2 separate regions of the Homo sapiens genome follow, and region 1 is linked to region 2. The links are chromatin contacts, found by Hi-C or POLR2A ChIA-PET in ENCODE. All regions are on one chromosome and are shown on one strand. Each heading gives the region's core, a stretch centred on a gene start or an enhancer-like site at or near the end of the contact. The rest is flanking DNA. Distances are from core to core; before and after follow the strand shown.

The links. A loop is a pair of places that touch in the nucleus more often than their neighbours do. ChIA-PET counts read pairs that join two places held with the same protein, here RNA polymerase II (POLR2A). Pooled maps may share reads with other maps.
Region 1: a loop to region 2 is called in a map of heart right ventricle, with 2.4 times the contacts of the local background. The contact joins the promoter of NT5C1B-RDH14 here to the enhancer-like site in region 2. A Hi-C loop is called at or near these places in 3 of 168 maps with a recorded cell type or tissue (A673, Right ventricle myocardium inferior and heart right ventricle), 2 of 37 single-sample maps with no recorded cell type and 2 of 50 pooled maps. POLR2A ChIA-PET finds 5 or more read pairs at or near these places in 4 of 52 experiments (A673, GM10248, activated CD4-positive, alpha-beta T cell and 1 more).

The regions. Positions count from the first base shown.
Region 1 is chr2:18,586,350-18,592,448 of GRCh38, reverse strand. It overlaps NT5C1B-RDH14 (NT5C1B-RDH14 readthrough), which reads left to right and starts at 2,880. Exons shown (of 11, transcript NM_001199104.2): 1 at 2,880-3,010; 2 at 4,857-4,946; 3 at 5,276-5,455; 4 at 6,058-6,099. The coding sequence starts at 2,981. NT5C1B (5'-nucleotidase, cytosolic IB) reads left to right here and starts at 2,880. Exons shown (of 9, transcript NM_033253.4): 1 at 2,880-3,010; 2 at 4,857-4,946; 3 at 6,058-6,099. The coding sequence starts at 2,981. All of the region lies in intron 2 of LOC105373456 (a long non-coding RNA gene), which reads right to left.
Region 2 is chr2:18,518,630-18,524,703 of GRCh38, reverse strand. It overlaps LOC105373454 (a long non-coding RNA gene), which reads right to left. Exons shown (of 8, transcript XR_001739302.1): 8 at 1-3,362. Among named protein-coding and RNA genes, the nearest start is that of RDH14, 39 kb to the left of the region's middle. Within about 2 kb of position 4,008, at least 6 of the 41 ENCODE cell types and tissues checked have a DNase peak (open chromatin) inside an H3K27ac peak, as active enhancers do; they include heart right ventricle, where a contact is called at or near this core.

The DNA of each region.
Region 1 (6,099 bases), core at 1,631-4,130, 69 kb before region 2:
TGCCACAGTTTAACCATTCTCCTGTTGCAAAGTCACTTTAACAACCTCTCAGAGTAATGCACTGATGCACTCTCAGGCTTGAGAACCCCTGATCTCTAGAAAAAAAGCTTTAAAGGACAGGAAAGAAATACAGCACTCTTCTGGGTTTTCTTCCCATGCACTAACTTCATGGTCCTCCTCAAAGGCATAGGGAAATGACTTTTTAAAATTTCCACCATGGCCGGGTGCGGTGGCTCATGCCTGTAATCCCAGTACTTTGGAAGGCCAAGGCGGGTGGATCACCTGAGGTCAGAAGTTAGAGACCAGCCTGACCAACATGGTGAAACCCCATCTCTATCAGAAATACAAAAATTAGCCAGGCATGGTGGTACATGCCTGAAATCCCAGCTACTTGGGAGGCTGAGGCAGGAGAATCGCTTAAACCTGGGAAGTGGAGGTTGCAGTGAGCTGAGATCTTGCCATTGCACTCCAGCCTGAGTGACAGAGCAAGACTCTGTCTCAAAAAAAAAAAAAAATTCCACCACTACTGTTACCATAATATTCTGTATCCTGCTTATCACTGTTAAGTAAACGCATTTCTTAAAAGATTCATGTATTTATTCAACAAATATTTATGGAAGTACCTCCTAGTAACTATTCTAGGCAAGAAGAAAGCAGCAGTAGAAAAGATGTATAGGTCGCTTCTCACAAGCAGTTTTCGCTCCAGCGGGACCAGAAAAGACAATAAGCAAATAAACTCTTGTGAAACAAAGTCAGGTTGAAATAAATGTTATGATTGAAAATAAAGGGACATAAGGGTTAAAAGATGAAGGAAATGAGGTATCATTTTTAGTGACAGTCAGAGAAGTCCTCTCTGAGGAGACTGCTTGAGAGCAGAGTTAAAAAAATAAGGAATTAAGGCACGTGTATATATGGGCCGCTGCAGCAGATGGAGCAGCAAATTTAAAAGTCTTGCGACAAGAACATGCTTAACCCATTACATGGCTTGGATATTTGTCCCTTCCAAATCTTATGTTAAAAGATGACTCCCAATGTTGGAGGTGAGGCCTAGTGTGAGGTGTTTGGGTCATGAAGGTCAATCCCTAATGGATGGCTTTGTGCCTTCCCATGGTAATGAGTTACGAGGATATCTGACTGTTCAAAAGAATCTGGGACCTCCTCCCTTCTCTCTTGCTCCTGCTCTTGTCGTGTTACACATTTGCTCCTTCTTTGCCTTCTGTCATGATTGGGAAGCTTCCTGAGGCCTCGCCAGAAGCACATGCCAGCACTATGCTTCCTGTATAGTCTGCAGAACTGTGAGTCACATAAACCTCTGACTCAGGTCAGTTCATGCTTTTGCCTAGGCTTCCAGACTGTGGAGGAAGGGACTCCAGCCCACAGCCCTAGATTTGGGATGTCAGGCTTCCCTAAGTGAAGTCCTACCCATGAAACCTATAACAGAAGCCTCTGCTCTCTCCCTCGAAGGAGTGCTAAGAAGCCATAATGAGTTTATAATCCTGAATAGTAGAAATAAAACACCTAATTACAATGAGATGAAATTCACATTAGCTGCTCTGGCCCCAAACACAGCATACTAAGAAAATAAAGATGCTCTTGGTACTTAGGGGTGTGATTTTAATAGAAAAGGTAAGGTTCTCTGAAGTTACTCTGAAACGTATAGCACTTACAACTTTGATTGTCTACATAACTTATACAAATATTACACAATAACATCATAACCATGCAAAAACAAATGACCCCTGTACAAATTTTGGGTAGAATGCTGGGGGTTGGGTGTACAGTGGGGAGTAGGGGAGAGATGAAATAACTTAAACCCAGGCACTCTTACCTACAGCCTGAATGTTTTACTAACTAAAAGACTCCTTGGATAACTTAAATTAAAACCATCAACAACTTCCGATATTCAACCTTAGCTATCAACTTGTCCCATGAAAACAGGCTGGAAACCTGCCTCAGTCCTTGATGATTTCACCAGCTCAGGTTGGCATGGCACATGTCTCCTATCTAAAGCTTGGGTGAAGATAAAAGGAGAAAACTAAAATGGAGAACATGTTTAGATTCTGTAAACCAGAGTTAGGGGCTACTTTTTACAAATATCAATTCTATTTGTAACTGTATGTTTCCTGTTACTTGCCAAAATGAATCACAAACTCATTTGTGGACCCAATCATTTATCCATGTTCACTCTCCCAGACTTTGGGGGGCTTTCCTCAGATCTGGAAACTATTTTTGACAGCTGAGATTTTGTTCTAGACATGGAGTTTAGACTTGAGTTTGAGTTTAGCTTTAGTGTTTAAAGGGTTAAGGATGGGGCAGCCCAGGGTTAAGGGTTAAGGATGGGGCAGCAAAGGTAACATTCTACACTGAGTCTAGCCATGGGGAAGGGGCTTTGACAGTGTCTTCCTCAACAGGTTTTGCCATTGAAAGAAACATGAGACATTAAAGCTAAACTCAAACTCAAGTCTAAACTCCATGTCTGGAACAAAATCCCAGCTGTCAAAAATAGTCTCTAGATCTGAGAAAAGCCCTCCAAAGTCTGTCTGGCAGAATGAACATGGATAAATGATTGGATCCACAAATGACTTTGCCATTCATTTTGGCAGTACCAGGAAACAGACAGTCACAAATGGGATTAATATAATGAATGGCAGAGAAATGCTTAAAAAGATTTAAAAAGGAAGTGGTAATATTGATATTGCTACATATTGAACATTTGAACAATGTTTAGACATCAATTTCTGAAAACAAAGACAATGGCTATGAGCAGATACACTCAAAATGAAGAAACATTTATTTTTTGTTTTTTAAGAAAAGGTTAATCACATATTCATAGAGTCAGTTTGTTACTATGGAATCACATATGATGTCATAAATTTGACATTCTAAATGCAAAGCTAGACTGAGCAAGGGAAGTGACAGGAAATGGAGCTGGGGAGACAAAAATGTGGATAACAACAAAAGAATTTCAACAGGTAAAAAAATGAGTCAAACATCTCTCAAACAGAAAAAGGTGAGTGAACCGAGTGTCTTAGAATCTTGCCATGGGGCTGAAGAAATGTGGATATCAGTCCATCATTTGCCTCTGCAAAGGCTCTGCAATGATCAAATAATTTCAGATAATGGCTTCAGGTAGAGGAAAAGAGAAGGGAGAGAATAAAGGCAATGGAAAGAGTACAGAAAAGGGAAGAAGGAGAAATTTAAAAGAAATTAAGACAGCAAAGAAAGAGATTAAAAAACGTGTAGTATATAAATGATTCCAATAAGTCAGTATTCATTTAGCATATACTCATATGTTAGTAGTAAAAGGTAAAAACAGTGGCTGTCTTTGAAGAATGCATGGCCTAGTAGGAAAGACAATAGACAAAGGACAACTCATTGCTCCATAAAAGTATGTACAAAAGACACAAGGAACACAGGGCAATATTTCACTCTGGGAACTTCCCCCAGGTCACACTGAGCTGGGTTTCGAAGAACACAGGAGAGAAGAGGAGACCATAAGGAAATAAGGCTGGTGTATGCAGGCAAATACAAGTCACTTGGTATTAGTAGAACATAGTGATAAAGTATAGAGTGAAGGGCATGCAAGTAGCAGGTACACAGGAAAACATCATGAGGCTCCTGGTCAAACCAAGTGAAGAAAGTGTTTATCCAGGAATGAAGCATTACTAGATTTACATCTTGTAAATATTACTCTAAATAAATACGGTGGACAGATCTAGAAGTGGAGAGGATTTAAGGCCATGAAACCTGTTTGAAAGGCTATATTCTGAAAATGTAGTCCCAGGATGGTCAGAGACCTGGAACAAGGCAATGATAATAGAGATAGAAAAAAGGAACTGGATTCAAAATATCATTTGGAATTAGAAGTAAGAGGTATTATGGTGACTGCTATGTATGTGTATAAGGTGAGTGAGGGTTGATGAAAAGATTTTAAAATTAGTTCAGGAGTCATACAGCTATGCCATTCTCTCATGCAACTAACATTCTCATGCAACTAACATTGATGAGATTTTTCCTGCATGCAAGACACAGAGCATAAACGGATGAATATAGACTGCTCTAGTGGATCTTGGTCTAACTTAGAAGTTGTGCTCCTTAAACATATAAATAACACTAATCTTGATCACATTGCAGCTACTTACTTAGCATGAAACAGTTCAAATAATATTCCAATAAGTATCTCCTCCAAATGAAAATGAAAACATAAATATTTGAGTAGAGTTCCATAAAGTGAGTCATCTTCTTGTGCTCTTTTACTTGGTTTTCCCTATCTGTTGTTAATTTGTTGGTAAGAAATCCCTTTCCACTCTAGATCTATGAGTAATTAAATGATAGGAACAGAAGACATGACTTTCAATAAATTTGTATGAGATTAAGGTCCTTATATTTAGAAATCAAACTAATATTGGTGAGGCTAGAGCCACAAAAAGTTTGAGCTGTAGTGATGATGAAAACAAGAAAAAATTGAATTCTAAATGGCAAGGAAAAGTAAGTTCCATAAGTAGCAATCTTCAGAGTAATAGAAAAAAAAACAAACTTATTCTACATAAACAACTTCACAATTCTCTAATATTTCCCATGTTATCAGTCTTTAAACAATAAATGCTTTATATCTCAAATCTATGAACCAACAAATTTCTATATTAAAACTTGTTTATATAATTCTTTTTAATAAAATATGTGTTACCTTTTACTCATGCTTGTTAGAACAGGGGAAACTAAGGTCTAGAGTTTATACCTTTTTATATTGGCAAATAAATAAATTTTGTGTTTTCTTTATCCTTTTATTCTGAAAGCCAAAGTTCCTAATGCCCTGAGATTAAAAATTAATAAACATTCTTTGTTTCCTTGTCAAGAATGAGCCTGGAATGAGGTCCTCAAAAGAGAGTCTAGAAGCAGAAAAAAGAAAGGAATCTGACAAAACAGGAGTTCGTCTGAGCAATCAGGTGAGCTGATCTCTGTAGCAGAGGTGAGGAAATTAAGGAGCAGAAAGCATAATGGAAAATGTTAGGGGGCAGGGAGTTCTGGGAGAGAAGACCAAGCTGTTGAGAATTGTATTAAGGCGTCCCTAATGTCCTCATGAGAAGGTTAAGGAACTAGGAAAGGTTGGGCCCTGCCTTCCCCTCCATCCATACCCTAGTGTTCACTTCGAATGTGTGGAACCACAGCAGGCTCCTCTGCTCAGCCTACACAGGGGGGAGACTGGTCTTTGTTCAAATCAGGGAGGGGAGGGGGTCTGGCCATGGCATTGACCACTTTCTGCACAATCTTTCAGATGAGGCGTGCAGTCAATCCGAATCACTCGCTGAGATGTTGCCCCTTCCAGGGTCACTCGTCGTGTAGACGCTGCCTTTGTGCAGCTGAGGGAACAGCCCTTGGCCCCTGCCACACAATACGTATTTATATTCACATGTGCCTGTTGTGGGAGCAGGGCCAGCAGATCACCATGATGAGGGTGAGCAGAGATCACACTACCGATTCTGGAGGGGAACCACAGACAACCTGGGTGAGGGGAAGAATATGGCAAATAGAAACTCTTTTACTTTGCTGTTCCGGGGGGTCCTTCATTCTTGTTTCTCCTAAAAGAAAAGCTTGAGGGCTCCATTCCTTTTCAGCAGCTGCCTTAGAGTCCCCCTGCAACCTCAGTGGGGCACCAGTTGCCCTCACCTTTACAGTCTGGTAAAAAATGGTGGATATATTGTTTCAGCATCTGTTAACAGGCTTATCCTCGAGGGAAGAAGTGAGGAAAAGGGAGGAACAATGGTGAACCATACTAATATCCACATAAGAGGAGTCACAGTGAAAAAATATGTTTGCATCTTGGTTTTGGATGCTCTTTCAAGTGGACCCCCACATAGATGCTCCAAACAGAAGTGAGGACTAGACCAGAGTTAGAATAGTACAGAAGAGTTCAGGTTGAGTTAAGAGTCATTGAGGCCAGGGATCTTCTCACTGGGTGCTGCTATATTCAGCCTGACATGACTATTCTGCAGGCACACGTATAGAAGGAGTTGGTGATGGGGTTTTACACCGTTGGGTTTCTTCTTTCCATCACAGGGATCACAAGAATCATCACTGCGGAAGACAGACTCTCGAGGG
Region 2 (6,074 bases), core at 2,759-5,258:
CCTAGAATGTTCTTCCCAGTCCTCTATCCCTACCCAAGAATTCTCCTGCCAGGGTTCAATTCAATCCTGCCTTTTCCAGGAAGGCTGCCATGAATCTCCACGGCCATGGGGATTCGCCCTTCATGGAATCCTTAGTTTACTCATAGCCAGGAGGAATTATTTTGGCATTTATCATTTATTGCCTTATGTTGCTACAGATCTGTTTCATGGGTTACTCTTATCTCTGCAGAGGGACTGCAAGAGTCACAGAGAGTGTGAGAGAAGGCAGAAAGAATGAATAGAGGATTCAGAGTCAAGAGTCTTGGGTCTGACCCCTGACCCAGCCAACTATTGGTGACATGACCCCGAGCTGATCATGGTTTCCTTACTGTTATTTTTGCTATCATTTGTTCACTTTGTCTTAGAGTTTTAGTGGTCTTCATTCCAAAAAGAAAATAATGTAGGAAACCAACAATTTCAAGATTCTGTATCAAAAAGCACCTAGCAGCATTCCTGTAATCTCAGAAGCTCTCAGTATCTTGCAGGTCTCAATCTGAGACCTAAATCCAAGCCTTCTGTCCAATTCTGTTCTAATTATACCATACTAATGTGAAGACTTGGATTTTCTGAAAAAAACGCAACTTAAAAAATGTGATTTTTCGTCACATCCTAAATGCAAGGAAATCCCAGGTCTTCACCTGTAAATATGTGTCGAACTAAAGAATGAGCAAATGAAGCACAACTGGAGTTCTACAGGAAACACGCGAAGAGGAAAAAGAGAAGGAATGATCACACCTGACAAGGAAGGTCTGAAACGTCTTTGAAGATGTGACATTTAGCTGTTGAGGTTTTAGGACATAAATAATTTCTCTCTTCCTCTGAGGATTCAGAGTCAATTCAGTATGGGCACTAGGGCCAGAAGGAAGAAACTCAAACTATCAGTTGGTAACTCTGGATTGGAGAACAGGCCTCTTTCCCCTGCCTTTGCAGTATAAACCCTTATGAGGGCAGGGCCAGTCCCAGGCAGACGTTCTCACCCTTCCCACTACAGAGGGCATTACTCCTTCATGCCAGTCCTGCCCCCGTGGAGGGACTTGCCCTGAGCACGGGGCTTCATGACTGCCTCTAGACGGCAACCACAGGGAGAAAGTAAGTGGGAGCCAGGCAAGAAGCCCTTGATCTGCAGGCAGGAGGAGCCCTGAAGACGGAGGGATGGTGGAGCTGAGCTGGGTATGCTCAGGTTCTGATCCCAGTTACTCCTCTTCTCCTAGGAAGAGCGAGTCAAAGATGGAGTCAGGGGCTGGGAATGTTCCTCCATCTTTTCTCCTCCTAAAGAGAGTGGTGAAACTCTCGACTTTGCCTCTCCTCTCTGTGGAAATAGGAGGTACGGGTAAGCATTTCTCCCTAAAAATGGTCATGATGATAGCAGGCAGACATTTAAGGACAAAAAAGAATCAGAGGAAACTGTATGTATAAATTGTACATATGCATGCTTGATGTGTGAAAATGTGGAATATGTACATGGAAGGGGGTGCACCCTGGTGCATGAGGCCTGTGGTGCACAGAAGAAACTAGAAGAGAAGAAGGAAAAAATGATATTGCCAGATTTTGAGAGCCTCAAATTCCAGGCTTAGGAGTTTGACTTTGATCATCAGGCAGTGAAAATCTATGCCTTTTATTGGAAACATAACTCTAAAGCCTCTGCCTGCACCAGCATAGCAAGCAGAAAAACTGGCCTTAGCCACCCCCTCCACTTGACCTACTTGTGAGCAATCCTAGGTGGAGTCTCCTGGACTCCAGAATAAGATCATGCTGCACATTCACCTAAAATATATTGCAGGAATTCTGCAGCCAAATATCCTTGACATGAATACAGAAACAACAGAAATACAACAAGCAGATGACTGAGAATTGGACCCACTGGTGGGGATTTGGAGGTGGCAGAGTGCAGCCTGTGGAGTGTTTGGCCCTGAGGGTCACATCATTCTGAGGACAGGGCAGAGCTGCAGGTGAGCACTTAGTGAGGGTCAGAGGTAGCATGCAAACATGAGCTTTGGACTCATTAACTCAAGTAAGAAACAGCACTGGGGGAAATAAAGGCTGACCCATCAACAGAGGAATTATATTCAACTCTGGCGAGAACCACGCCAACAGTCCAAGCAATTTAAGAGATGTACTTAACTAGTGTGAGGAGGAGTCCTCTAATTTCTGTCTCCAAATTGGATAGCATGGACTCTTTACATTTATTCAGCACACTGCAGTGTGTGAAGCCCTTTCACATAACATTACTCATGAGTTGTCACAAACAGCTCTGTGAAGCAAGGAGAGCTAGGGGAGTACAATCCCCATTTTAGGAAACTGAAGCCATGAGTTCCATGAGGAGGTCTCAACTCAGGCCAGCTCTCCCTCTGGCTCCACTGTAACCTTGTGGTTTTATTGATGGGGGCTTTCCTTGAGGAAGAGGATGCAGGAGTTGATCTGGCTCATCAGTCTGTCCCCCTGTGGAGGTAGAGGCCTGCGCTAGAGAATATTGTTATGGTCCTTCATCCTGTAAGGTACCATCCACACGTACTATTTCCAAAGTGACTGAATTTGCTTAATCCAAAGTGGTTAAGTAGAATGACAAACAGAGATGGGGTGTTAAAATTAGGGTTAACTGACAAGATTAAGAACGTCCTATACTGCTAGATTTATTTTCCTCCTTTCCTGGTCTTTTAAATGGGCCTAAAATATATAAAAGTGGATACAGAGATACAAATTGGTAGCTCTAGGGCCAGAAGATGTTTAAACTAGTGTTTTAAAAAGCAATAGTTTGAACATCAAATTCAAGTCATGTACCTTCCAGTTTGACAAGGTTTGTACCATTCCCTATTGTCTTATATCAGACCCACTTTTATTCCTTCAGTCAGTCAACAACAACTATTTACTCTACGCCTGTTCTGAGCCGGGCGTTCCCCCATAACTACATTTTCATTACCTGCCTGGGCCCACAGACACTTGAATAACTGGTCTCCACCCTAGACCACAATCGAGGGGAGCTCATGTTTGACGAATGCTCCTTTATTCCTCTGAGCGTAACCTCCGTACCTGAAGTTTACATCACCTCGAAGCTAGGGTGTTGTAACTAATGTTCACCCTGGGTCTTCAGAGATTGGTTTTTCCAAAGACTCTGCTGCTTTTCCTTTTAAAATCCCAGAGCCAGAGGCAAATGGTAGGCATTCCTCTCCCCAGAGCCCAAATAGGTGGCTGAAACCTGGAAACTTTCAGGGACTTGCCAAAGGCCCCAAAGGTAGCAGGGAGGCCTCCCGGAACGACTGGTCCTCTTGATTCCAAGCCCAGAGGTAGATCTCCTGTCCTTGAGGGGCTTTGGTTTCAGACCCTGCCTGAGAGAACAAAAGAGACTTCAGTTGTCACATCGACACAGCCCCGAGCTGCTCTATTTTCTAACTTGGCTGGCTTTCCCCGTGTGCTGTTTCACATCAGATACCTCCTCCCCCCACTTTCCTTCAGATGATTGGTTGAAATTAAATATCCTGAAATTACATTGAAGGGGGGGGGCGCTAATACAAAATTTTAATCAAAATACAAGCTTAACAGTTCCCAGCCTTTGAAATGTGAAGCAGACACTGGGTCCGCAGGGATGCCCCGACATGTTCTCAGGTGTGAAGTTAGCCAAGGAAGGGGCCCATTCTCTGAACATGAGAATTGCAAGTAAACCAGCACATTGCAAACTCAGGATTTCCAAATGAGGCAGGGCCTTCTCTCCCTTTCCACAGCGTGCATGGGCAGGCTGGCCCAGAGGGAAGTTCTCACTGAAGACACTGGAGGAGAAAGGGTCCCTCGTGAAAGGGTCTGGGGGTTCTCCCTGCCCCACCTGGCTTTGATCCATAGGTATGCCATCCAGGGCCTGAAAGCTCAGGAAGGAAAGGACTGGATAAAGGAGCTTGCAGGGGAGGCAAAACCCCTGATATAGCAAGAGCCACTCTGATGGAATGAGGCAGACATCGGGCGCCCTCTGGTGGCACATGCCCCACCAGACAACACGGAGGCTTTCTCCCTGGATTAACTCTATAAATAGAAGGATGATTTATTAAACAGATTTGAGGCTCATTTGAAGCACTGGGCCATGATTGCTTCGGGGCTCAAATAAGGAGGTGCTTAGGACCCTGCCTCTTATGCAAACACCTGGACTCACTTAGCAAGTCACTAGCATGATCTACATTACAAGTGCATCGGACACTGTTGGCTCAGCCGTTCCCAGCCAGGAGATGCCAAATTCCTCATATATAAAAGGAGCTTTAGTAACTCAAGCAAAATAAGCACACTTTTCCCCCCACTGCCTTCCCAGAGACCTAGGCGGCAGAGTTTCTGTGAGGATACACAATACCTTGTTACAAACCATGTAATGTTTTAAAAAGTATCTATCTGACAGCCTTGGCTAAAGCCAGATCTTCTATCTCGATTACTTCAATATGTCACATCCATATCGCACCACAGCGTCCAAGCTTTCGGAGCCAAAGCCTCTCTGTCTTGTCCAACCTTCCCATCTGGAAGCAATGAGCTTAATATTCTGGCTCTCCCCCCGTAAAAGCTATGTCACAAAAAAAGTAGCAGCCTGTGAACTGCTTTAGCCCCCCAAGACACACCAGAGCTCCTCATTCTCTGCAGGCTCTGTTCAGTCACATTTTAAGGCCCTCCCCTGCTCCTCCCCTCCCTTGCTGCCCCTGTCTTCCAAACAGCCTGAGATGCTCAGCGCAGTACCAGGAGGACAGGAGTGAACTGACAATCATTTATACTTTAATCCTCCTTTACGACATTTTGAGGGATGCAGCTTAAAATATCATGGAGGCTGACAGACTCCCTCTGGAAAAATGTGTCTGCTAGAGAAGAAGCATTGCCTTACAAGGACCCTACTGTTTCTGGTGACCCATCAGAGACCCAGCTTTGAAGCCTGTCTTGTACCACGTCTCCCACTCACCTTACCTTCTCCAACACTGCCGGAAAGTTTCAGTTCATGGTGACAATGACCTTCCCTATTGCATGTGCCTTAGTCATTCATTGATTCACTTACTCATCCAATTTGGATTGACTACATGGCATGTCCCTTTCCATGTTCTCTGTTTCACTGCAATGTCAAATGAGTCCCTGGCTCCCAGGAGCCTGAGTCTGTGAGGGAGACCAACCCCACTCCAGAACCATCAGATGAGTGTTCCTCAAAGCATGTTTCATGGGTCACTGCTGCGTGGGAACCTTTTGGGTGCCTGTGAAGCGTGCCTACGTCGTGGCCCTTGCCCAGGCCTCCCAAAAGAGGATCACTGGACGCCAGGCTTAAGAATGTGCATGTTTAATAAAATTCTCCAATAAGTAATTTCTACACACATTAAAATCAAGAAACCCACCGAGTTAGGTCAGATGAAGCAGCAAATGATGTTGCGCAAAATGCGAAAAGAGACCGTGGGTACGGAAGACAGAACTTGGGCTTTGCCTGGAAATGATATAATGCCGCTGCTCGGTCCCAAGTCCCTAGGTTTTGGAAGATTGGTGTGAGTGGAAGTCACCCTCCAGCGGAGCACCTAGGACTTTGGCTCCTTGACTGTTCTCCTTCGCCTGGAAGCTTCTGGGGGCAGAGGCCAGCTTTCCTGTGTTGAGTTCTTGGGAAGGGCCTCTGTGTCCTGGAAGGGACTTGAAAGAGCAGCTCATCTAAGCTCTTCAGTTTGTAGGAAACACATCTAGCTGACCAAGGGAAAGTAGGCTGTTCGAGGTCACACAGTCACTCAAAACAAATTTATTTAGGCTAATTCTTTGGTTTGGAGACATCAATACTTGGGAAGAAGCCAAGCTCATGTTTCTTAAGGCCTGTATTCTCCAATGTCCTAACGCATTACCCATTCACTGAAAAAGAATACACTAAAGAGTTTTAAAAAGTGCTCATCCGAGAGGCATTTCACAGGCGGGGTTCAAGTGGCCCGGCTTCCACAGGCGATATGCACAAAACCTGCTTCCTGAAATGCCATTTGGTTGCACTGGAGTTAACCTCTTTTTGGTAAATTAGTTCATGACCTGGGAACAGTTAAATGAAACTGTAGGCACATCAA